Linked DNA regions of Homo sapiens: region 2 is linked to region 1. Evidence: read pairs that join two places in POLR2A ChIA-PET (ENCODE). Cell type or tissue: GM12878. All regions are shown on one strand.

Region 1 (5,000 bases):
ACATAAGTTGAAGGCTGGGTGCGGTGGCTCACGCCTGTAATCCCAGCACTTTGGGAGGCCGAGGCGGGCAGATCACTTGAGGTCAGGAGTTCAAGAGCGGTCTGGCCAACATGGCGAAACCTCATCTCTACTAAAAATACAAAAATTAGCCGGGTGTGTTGGTGCATGCCTGTAATCCCAGTTACTCAGGAGGCTGAGGCAGGAGAATCACTTGAACCTGGCAGGCGGAGGTTGCAGTGGGCCGAGATTGTGCCACTGCATTCCAGCCTGGGAAACAGCGAGGATCTGTCTCAAAAAAAAAAAAAAAAAAAAAAAAAAAGGCATAGGTTGATTGGAGGTTTTGGGGGATCTCCAAGGGTTACACAGGGATTCTTAGCAGTCCAAATCCTATAATAAATAACAACCTTGGATTGCTGGTAAGAAGGATGATTTTTACATTACTTAATTAACAAGATGTATGATTGCAAGTTGTGGAGTGTGTGTGTGTGTGTGTGTGTGTGTGTGTGTGTGTGTGTGTGTGTGTGTGTGTGGTGGTAGTGGTCTTTAGAATTTGCTAAAGGGTATTAGGACGGAGGAGAAGGATGTTTGTGATGAGGCCATTATATGATTGTGAATGAGCCAGGATAGATAAGTAAATATCTTTTGTACTTGAAGATGCTGCCAATGATATTACTTCTTACTGACCTGGATAGGACTGAAAAGACCAATTTGTAAAAGCTGCAGTCTTTCCTATTTTAAATAACTTGCTTTTGTTTTAAGGCTACCCTCTGTAGTTGAGCAGTACTTTTCCTTACATTATCCACTTGGTCTCTGATCATAGCATGTCAGTGTGGTTAGCCCACTGCTGGCTCTTCCTGGCCTACTGTTAAAAATGATTCAAAATGTACATTAGTGTGTGGCAGAAGTGACTCTTCTGCTTACCTTGTTTGGATATCTAGTTACATTTTTATAGTAAATTGCTCTTGTAATCTACCTGCATGTCCTGCAGGAGCCCTTTGTATAGCATGCCTTCATAAGAAGCTTTGTGACATGTGATGAAAACAGTGAAACTCATCTGTAACTAATGTAATGACGGGAAGTTAATGTATTGTAGCTGAATGGTAGGTGGGACATAACACTGCAGATGAAGCCAGCCATGTAGCTTAAACTTCTTTTTTTTTGAGACAGGGTCTTGCTCTGTCTCCTAGGCTGGAGTGCAGTGGCACAATCTTGGCTTACTGCAACCTCCACCTCCCAGGGCTTAAGTGATCCTCCTGCCTCAGCCTCCCAAGTAGCTGGGAATGCAGGTGCTCACCATCTGGTACTGCTAATTTTTAAATAGAGACAGGGTCCAGGCTGGTCTCAAACACCTGGCCTCAAATGATCCTTCTGTCTTGGCCTCCCAAAATGCTTGGATTACAGGCATGAACCACTGCACCTGGCCTGATTTTTTTTTTTTTTTTTTTTTTTTTTTAAGATGGAGTTTCACTCTGTCGCCCATGCTGGAGTGCAGTGGTGCAATCTTGGCTCACTGCAACCTCCGCCTCCCAGGTTCAAGTGATTCTCCTGCCTCAGCCTCCCGAGTAGCTGGGATTACAAGTGCCCGCCACCACGCCCAGCTAATTTTTTGTATTTTTAGTAGAGACGGGGTTTCACCATGTTGACCAGGCTGGTCTTGAACTCCTGACCTCAGGTGATCCGCCTGCCTCGGCCTCCCAAAGTGCTGGGATTACAGGCCTGAGCTATCACGCCCGCCCCTGATTTTTTTTAAGTCAGAGTCTTGCTTCGTCGCTCAAGTTGGAGTGCAGTGATGTGATCATGGCTCATTGCAGCCTCCAGATCCTGGGCTCAAGTGATCCTCCCACCTCAGTCTCCCTAGTAGCTGGGAGTACAGGCTCGTACCACCATGCCCTGCTAATTTTTAAATTTTTTATAGAGACAGGGTCTTGCTATGTTTCCTAGGCTGGTCTTGAATTCCTGGCCTCAAGCAGTCCATTGGCTTTGGCCTCTCAAAGTGCTGAGATTACAGGTGTGAACCATTGTACCTGGCCGGTGTTTTGTTGATTTTTTTTTTTTTTTTTTTTTTTTTTGAGACGGAGTCTCACTCTGTCGCCCAGGCTGGAGTGCAGTGGTGCGATCTCAGCTCCACTGCAACCTCTGCTGTCCGGATTCAAGCAATTCTCCTGCCTCAGCCTCCTGAGTAGCTGGGATTACAGGCTCCTGCCACTGTGCCTGGCTAATTTTTGTATTTTCAGTAGAGACAGGTTTCACCATCTTGGCCAGTTTGGTCTTGAACTCCTGACCTTGTGATCCGCCTGCCTTGGTTTCCCAAAGTGCTGGGATTACAGGCATGAGCCACCTCACCCAGCCCAGTGTTTCGTTAATCTTATCAGCACACAGGAGGTTTTCTTTCTTCTTTTTTTTGTTCATCTAGAATATACACACTGAATACACTAGGTTTGTTGAAATGTCTAATTTCTTAAGTTGATAATGCTTTAAACAAAGCTTAGTTGGTTAATGTTTTTCACCTCTGTTATTACTCAAAGGTTGTATTGTATCTAGGAATTTTAAAAGTTGATATTTGGCATTTGTCATTAGCCTACCAGTCCATAATGTTATGATGATCCTATAAATTAGACTATAGGATATTATTATATGATATTATTGTAATTTGGGAGCACAGGGAACAATGCGTAACAACGACTACTAAATGTGTGTTCGGTCTCTAGCCTGATGAAAAAGCTTCTGAAAAAAGGAAGGATATTTGATACTTTCATCCTGATTACTTGTTACCTGAAATCTTAACATTTCAGCAACATTAAGTAGGATTATATTCAATTTTTATATGATTACATTTTTCATTGGGCAGTAAAGCTGAGAACACATCATCCTTTCACACTGTACGGGCTAATTATTTCCATTGTGAAATAGCCCCAAGTATATTATTAACCTTTTTGGTAGCTGAAGTTTCTGATGCCTGAAATGTGTATCTACTGAATGGCGTTAGTTATGATCAGGCCAGTATTGATAGTATAGTTATAATATTTCTATATATAATATGATCAGGCCAATATTGATAGTATAGTTATTTCTATGTATAATATTTCCAATATTTTTCTTTTAACTTATTAAAATAGGGAAGCTGTATGAGATGTTAGTTAAAAGCACAAGCCATTGAGTACACAAATCTGGCTTTGAATCTACTCCCCTACCTACTCCCTTGGTCAAGTCATTTAATTTCTCTGAGCCTATGTTTCTGTATCTGTAAAATGGATGCAGTAGTAATCCTACTATAGAGTTGTCATGATTGTTGCATTTTGTTTTATTTTATTTATTTATTTTTTGAGACAGAATCTTGCTCTTGACACCCAGGCTGGAGCACAATGGCACGATCTTGGCTCACTGCCACCTCCAGCTCCAGGGTTCAAGCGATTCCCCTGCCTCAGCCTCCTGAGTAGTTGGGATTATAGGTGCTCGCCACCATGCCTGGCTAATTTTTGTATTTTTAGTAGAGATGGGGTTTCACCATGTTGGCCAGGCTGGTCTCAAACTCCTGACCTGATGATCTGCCCGCCTCGGCCTCCCAAAGTGCTGGGATATTTATTTTGAGTTAATGTTTATTTTATTTTATTTTATTTTATTTTATTTTATTTTATTTTATTCTTCTTTTGAGACGGAGTCTCACTCTGTCACCCAGGCTGGAGTGCAGTGGCTCGAACTCGGCTCACTGCAACCTCCGCCTCCCGGGATCAAGCGATTGTCCTGCCTCAGCCTCCTGAGTAGCTGGGACTACAGGCGCATGCCTCCACGCCCGGCTAATTTTTTGTATTTTTTAGTAGAGACGGGTTTCACCGTTTTAGTCAGGATGATCTCTATCTCCTGACCTCATGATCTGCCCGCCTTGGCCTCCCAAAGTGCTGGGATTACAGGCATGAGCCACCACGCCCGGCCAATTTTATTTTTTTTTTGAGACAGGGTCTAGCCCTGTCGCCTAGGCTACAGTGCAGTGGCATGATCATGGCTTACTGCAGCCTCGACCTGCTGGGGTCAGGCAATCCCCTTGCCTCTGTCTCCCAAGTAGCTGGGACTACAGGTGGATGCCATCATGCCTGGCTAATGTAAAAATTTTTTGTAGAGACAGGATCTTGCTATGTTGCATAGGCTGGTCTTGAACTCCTAGGCTCAGCTATCCTCTGGCCTCAGCCTCCCAAAGTGCTGGGATTATAGGCATGAGCCTCTGTGCCCATCAGATTTTATTTTATTATTTTTATTTTATTTTATTTTATTTTTGAGATGGAGTCTCCCTCTGTCGACCAGGCTGGATCGCAGTGGTGCGATCTCGGCTCACTTCAACCTCTGCCTCCCGGGTTCAAGTGATTCTTCTGCCTCAGCCTCCTCAGTAGCTGGGATTACAGGCATGTGCCACCATGCCCTGCTAATTTTTAAAAATATTTTTAGTAGAGACAGGGTTTCTCCATGTTGGTCAGGCTGGTCTTGAACTCCTGACCTCATGATCCACCCACCTCGGCCTCCCAAAGTGCTGGGATTACAGGTGTGAGCCACTGCGCCTGGCCCCAGATTTTATTTTTGAGTTGAAATTCATATAACATAAAATTAACTGGCCGGGCATAGTGGCTCACGCCTGTAATCCTAGCACTCTGGGAGGCTGAGGTGGGTGGATCACGAGGTCAGGAGATCGAGACCATCCTGGCTAACATGGTGAAACCCCGTCTCTACTAAAAATACAAAAAAATAATTAGCCGGGCATGGTAGCGGGTGCCTGTAGTCCCAGCTACTCAGGAGGTTGAGGCAGGAGAATGGCGTGAACCCGGGAGGCAGAGGTTGCAATGAGCCGCGATCACGCCACTGCACTCCAGCATGGGTGACAGAGCGAGAATCCGTCTCAAAAAAAAAAAAAAAAAAGAAAACAAAAATTAACCGTTTTATGTCCTACAACCATCACCTCTATCTAGTTCAATTTTTTTTTTTTTTTTTTGGACGGAGTCTTGCTCTGTTGCCCA
Region 2 (5,000 bases), 110 kb after region 1:
CGAAATAGGTCTTTTGTGGGTTTTTTCGAGACAGAGTCTCACTCTGTCACCCAGGTTGGAGTGCAGTGGCACGATCTCAGCTCACTGCAATCTCTGCCTCCTGGGTTCAAGTGATTCTTGTGCCTCAGCCTCCTGAGTAGCTGGGATTACAGGCGTGCATCATCACGCCCAGCTAATTTTTGTATTTGTAGTGGAGACAGGGTTTCTCCCTGTTGGCCAGGGTGATCGCAAACTCCTGGCCTCAAGTGATCCACCCGCCTCAGCCTCCCAGAGTGCTAGGATAGTCACCACACCTGGCCAGAAGTAGATCTAAGGAGCATTCTTTTGGAAGAAAACCAAGTGGTTTTAGTAATGAAACCGTCAACGAGCTGTACTGAGAAAAACATAAAAGCTTTATGGGCTCTCTTTTTTTTTTTTTTTTTTTTGAGACAGAGTCTTACTCTGTCACCCAGGCTGGAGTGCAGTGACGCAGTCTCGGCTCCCTTTAGCCTCCACCTCCTGGGTTCAAGTGATTCTCATCCCCCAGCCTCCTGAGTAGCTGGAATTACAGGCATCTGCCACCATGCCTGGCTAATTTTTATATTTTTAGTAGAGACAGGTTTTGTCATGTTGGCCAGGCTGGTCTCAAACTCCTGACCTCAGGCGATCTGCCTGCCTTGGCCTCCCAAAGTGCTGGGATTATAGGCGTGAGCCACTGCACCTGGCCTCTCTGTCTTATTTAAAAAAAAATTGTTGACTATGGAGTCCTGTACAGTGGTTGAGTACTATAAATACTTGTATTTTAAGTTATCAGAATCTTACCTTTATCGTAGAGTCTGTAAGTTTGGTGCCTTTTGTTGTTGTTGTTGTTGTTTTGTTTTCTGTTGTTGTGAGATGGAATTTCACTCTGTCGTCCAGGCTGGAGTGCAGTGGCGTGATCTCAGCTCACTGCACACCTCCGCCTCCCGGGTTCAAGTGATTCTCCTGCCTCAACCTCCCGTGTAGCTGGGGATACAGGTGCGTGCCACCATGCCTGGCTAAGTTTTTATATTTTTAGTAGAGAGGGTGTCACCATGTTAGCCAGGATGGTCTCAATCTCCTGCGTGATCCACCCACCTCGGCCTCCCAAAGTGCTGGGATTACAGGCATGAGCCACCGCATCCAGCAGAGTCTGTAATTTTTACCTAAACTTCCATTTTTTAGGGATCATTGCTGTGATTGATACATACTAAGTTGCTCATCTCAAAAATGTATTAACCTTCGTTGAATTACAGACTGTATACCTTCTCACTTGTATGGTTTTTTTATTTTTTGAAACAGAGTCTCCCTCTGTTGCCCAGGCTGGAGGCTGAGGCAGGAGAGTGGCGTGAACCTGGGAGGCAGAGCTTGCAGTGAGCCGAGATTGTGCCACTGCACTCCAGCTTAGGCGACAGAGCGAGACTCCGTCAAAAAAAAAAAAAAGAAAAAAAAGAGAGAGAAACCAGTATCTAGGAGCTAGGTGTGCTTATTGCTATTGAGGAGTCATTGTTTTTAGACTTTTTCGTGGATGAAACTAGGAGATTTTTTTTGTTAAAAAATGAGTTCACATTGACATCTTCAATTCAAATATACTATTAAAAGATCTTTTCTCATCTTATTTTAAACATGTATTTCTTCTCTCTTAACCAAATTTTTAGTTCCTAAAAACATTATTCACTGATTTGTTTTATTTTTATAATACTCATAAAATAATAAGAACCCTACAGTATAATATTACTACTATGTTACTAATGATAAAACCATTGAATAAAATTTAAGATTTGCAATTCTTTTACCCTTTAAATGTATCTCTCTAAACCCACACAGTAAGAATATTGTGTTCAAAAGTCAGTGGGGCCAGGCGCGATGGCTCATGCTTGTAATCCCAGCACTTTGGGAGGCCGAGGCAGGCAGATCACTTGAGTGAGGTCAGGAGTTCGAGACCATCCTGTCCAACATGGTGAAACCCTATCTGTACTAAAAATACAAAAATTAGCCAGGCATGGTGGTGCACGTCTCTAATCCCAGCTACCTGGGAGACTGTGACAGAATTGCTTGAACCTGGGAGGCAGAGGTTGCAGTGAGCCAAGATCTCACCACTATACTCCAACCTTGACAGAGTGAGACTCCGCCTCCAAAAAATAAAAAAACGGTCAGTGGGAAGATTTATTCTAGTTCACCCTTTCCCTGAAGGTGCAATATTTTTAAAACGGCAAGCTTACATAAGATCTCAGTTCCAATCTTTTTGTTTGGGTTTTTTGGTTTTGTTTGAGACAGTCTTGCTGTCACCCAGGCTGGAATGCAGTGTTGTGATCTCAGCTCACTGCAGCCTCAACCTCCCAGGCTCAAGCAGTCCTCCCGCCTCACCCTCCTGAGTAGCTGGGACCACAGGCATGTGCCACCACATCCGGCTAATTTTATTTTTTGTAGAGACAAGGTCTCACTATGTTGCCTAGGCTGATCTCAAACTCCTGAGATCAAAGGATCCTCCCACCTCAGCCTCCCAAAAGTGCTGGCATTACTGGGCTTAATGGCACTATGTGGTAAAACCCATGTGTTATTGAGACTGGCAAAACATGCCACAGTTACCTATTAATAGTTCAAGCTCACTATTCTGGGTTTTAGTTCCCTCTAGGGATTTCCCTTACTTCTTATGTTCAGCTATACATTTAAAATGATGTATATTATTTTTCATCCTGTATTTTTTTTTTTGAGACGGAGTTTCGCTCTTGCTGCCCAGGCTGCCATGCAATGGCGCGATCTCGACTCACTGCAACCTCCACCTCCCGGGTTCAAGTGATTCTCCTACCTCAGCCTCCTGAGTATCTGGGATTACAGGCATGCGTCACTGTGCCCAACTAATTTTTGTATTTTCAGTAGAGACGGCGTTTTTCCATGTTGGTCAGGCTGGTCTCGAACTCCTGACCTCGTGATCCGCCTGCCTCAGCCTCCTAAAGTGCTGGGATTACAGGTGCTAGCCACCATGCCCAGCCATATATTTTTAGTCTCAAAAAATATGAAATACAGGCCAGGTGCGGTAGCTCAAAGCCTGTAATCCCAGCACTTTGGGAGGTGGAGGCAGGCAGATCACTTGAGGCCAAGAGTTCAAGACCAGCCTGGCCAACATAGCAAAACCCCATCTCTACTAAAATACAAAAATTAGCTGGACGTGGTGGCACATGCCTGTAATCCTGACTACTCAGGAGGCTGGGGCACGAGAATCGCTTGAACCTGGGAGGTGGAGGTTGCAGTGAGCCGAGATCACACCTCTGCACTCCAGCCTGGGTGACAGAGCGAGACTGTCTCAAAATAAATAAATAAGAGATGCATTTATCAACATAGAAAAAATCTAAAACAATAATGCTATGTGAAAAAAACAAATTGAAGATAAATATATATGATATAATATTTATGTATTTATGTAGTGCAAAATAATAGTGTATATTACCTATGGATATATGCACATATCATAAAAATGCAAAAGCACGTATGGAAATAATACCAAGTTCAGGGTAGAAATCTCTAGCGAGACGAAGAAGGGAAATAGGACTTATTAGGTGTTCATGGGGGCTTCAATTATATTTATTTTGTTTTAATAAACTCAGTGGCATGCAATGGGTGTCATTATGTTTTATATGCCTAACATAGTTTATAATTTAAATTGTTTGTATAAATTATCTTTATTTTACAGTTAAATGATACAAGGTAAAATATGTTTCAAAAAATCTTACATAAAAATCTAAGTTGTTATTGTTGCTAGTTCATTTACCTTTCCACCTTTCTTTACAGTATGCTAAAAATGAGGGAATATTGATGCCACATTAATACCTGATACCGAAATTAAACCACCTTTTCTTTATATGAAATCTAGCATATAACTTCTATTTCTAGCAATGTTCTGCATTTCTAAGTTTTGAAATTAATTTTTCACATGCTGTTATCACTCATCTATTAATCATTCCCAGTGAGATGCTTGTATGTACTGTCACTGACACTAAAGAGTGATACATATTGTTAAAAATGAAATATCACTCTTTTCATTATTCTCTGTATAGGCCTCAGCTGCCTAGTGACCTACTAATGTTAGAATTAAATGACCCTGTCATCTTTTCCAGATAAATGCGGTACGTGCAATAGTTCCTAATAAGAGCAACAATGAAATTATCCTGGTTTTGCAGCACTTTGATAACTGTGTGGACAAAACAGTACAAGCATTCATGGAAGGTAATCCTGACTTAATTTTAAAAATAAATTTATATTTGCTCAAATAGAATTTGCTTCAGACTTTTATAACATTCAGCAATCCAGTGATTCATAGATGATAGAGCAGACCCCATGAAAACATAACATACCATGACATTTGACGATACCTCTTTCAGCTGAAATAAGCTATGTGGTGTCTATAATAAGAGATAAGCTGAGAAAACTCCATTGTTTCACGCTAAATGTTCTCTAATGGTATTTAAGAGGAAATCATGTGGCCAGTGGTATAAGGGACTTGATTGGACTTGGGTTGAATAAGAATTTAAGAGACTCTTAATAACAAAGCAGTGATTCAGTGGCTCACCAACAGATGGCAAATTCAAGGACTCAGTATTGTCTTCCGGATTCTAATATCGTTAGTTTGGCTGTGGCAAGTGACTCAAATGTGTGGGTTTGAATTTCCTTATCTAATACGTAGAAGAATGGCAGGCTTAGTCAACCCTTCAGATTTATAACATTGAGAAGTGTTTTATGAACCTTCCTTCCATGTAACCTGTTGGAGAAAAACTATCTGAAGCTATTGCGTCTTTGAATAGCAACATGAGGTTAGGTCTCCCTGTTTTTATTTTCCTGAATCTGCCAACATAGGATGCACAAGTTTGAATGTTGTAAAGTTTTTCTTTATCTTCATCTTTTTAAAAAATAATGTTAGTGTTTTGGTCTAGGGTAATGTGCAGCTGTCTCCAAAACAACATAGCCAAGGTGGGTGTGTAACTGGAGGGGAAAGGATGGCACACTTG

The links. ChIA-PET counts read pairs that join two places held together with the same protein. Peaks named below come from ENCODE experiments on the same cell type or tissue, not always from the same donor. Only the 100,000 strongest peaks of a DNase experiment are listed, where the experiment ranks them.
Region 2: POLR2A ChIA-PET joins it to region 1 with 8 read pairs; 14 of 35 experiments call an interaction of 5 or more read pairs at or near these places.

Annotation. Positions count from the first base shown.
Region 1 is chr12:49,374,667-49,379,666 of GRCh38, forward strand. All of the region lies in intron 2 of SPATS2 (spermatogenesis associated serine rich 2), which reads left to right. Among named protein-coding and RNA genes, the nearest start is that of SPATS2, 9.7 kb to the left of the region's middle. In GM12878, no CTCF peak of the experiment used is centred here; no DNase peak of the experiment used is centred here.
Region 2 is chr12:49,485,353-49,490,352 of GRCh38, forward strand. SPATS2 (spermatogenesis associated serine rich 2) reads left to right here. Exons shown (of 14, transcript NM_023071.4): 5 at 4,113-4,221. Among named protein-coding and RNA genes, the nearest start is that of KCNH3, 51 kb to the right of the region's middle. In GM12878, no CTCF peak of the experiment used is centred here; a DNase peak (open chromatin) is centred at 2,509.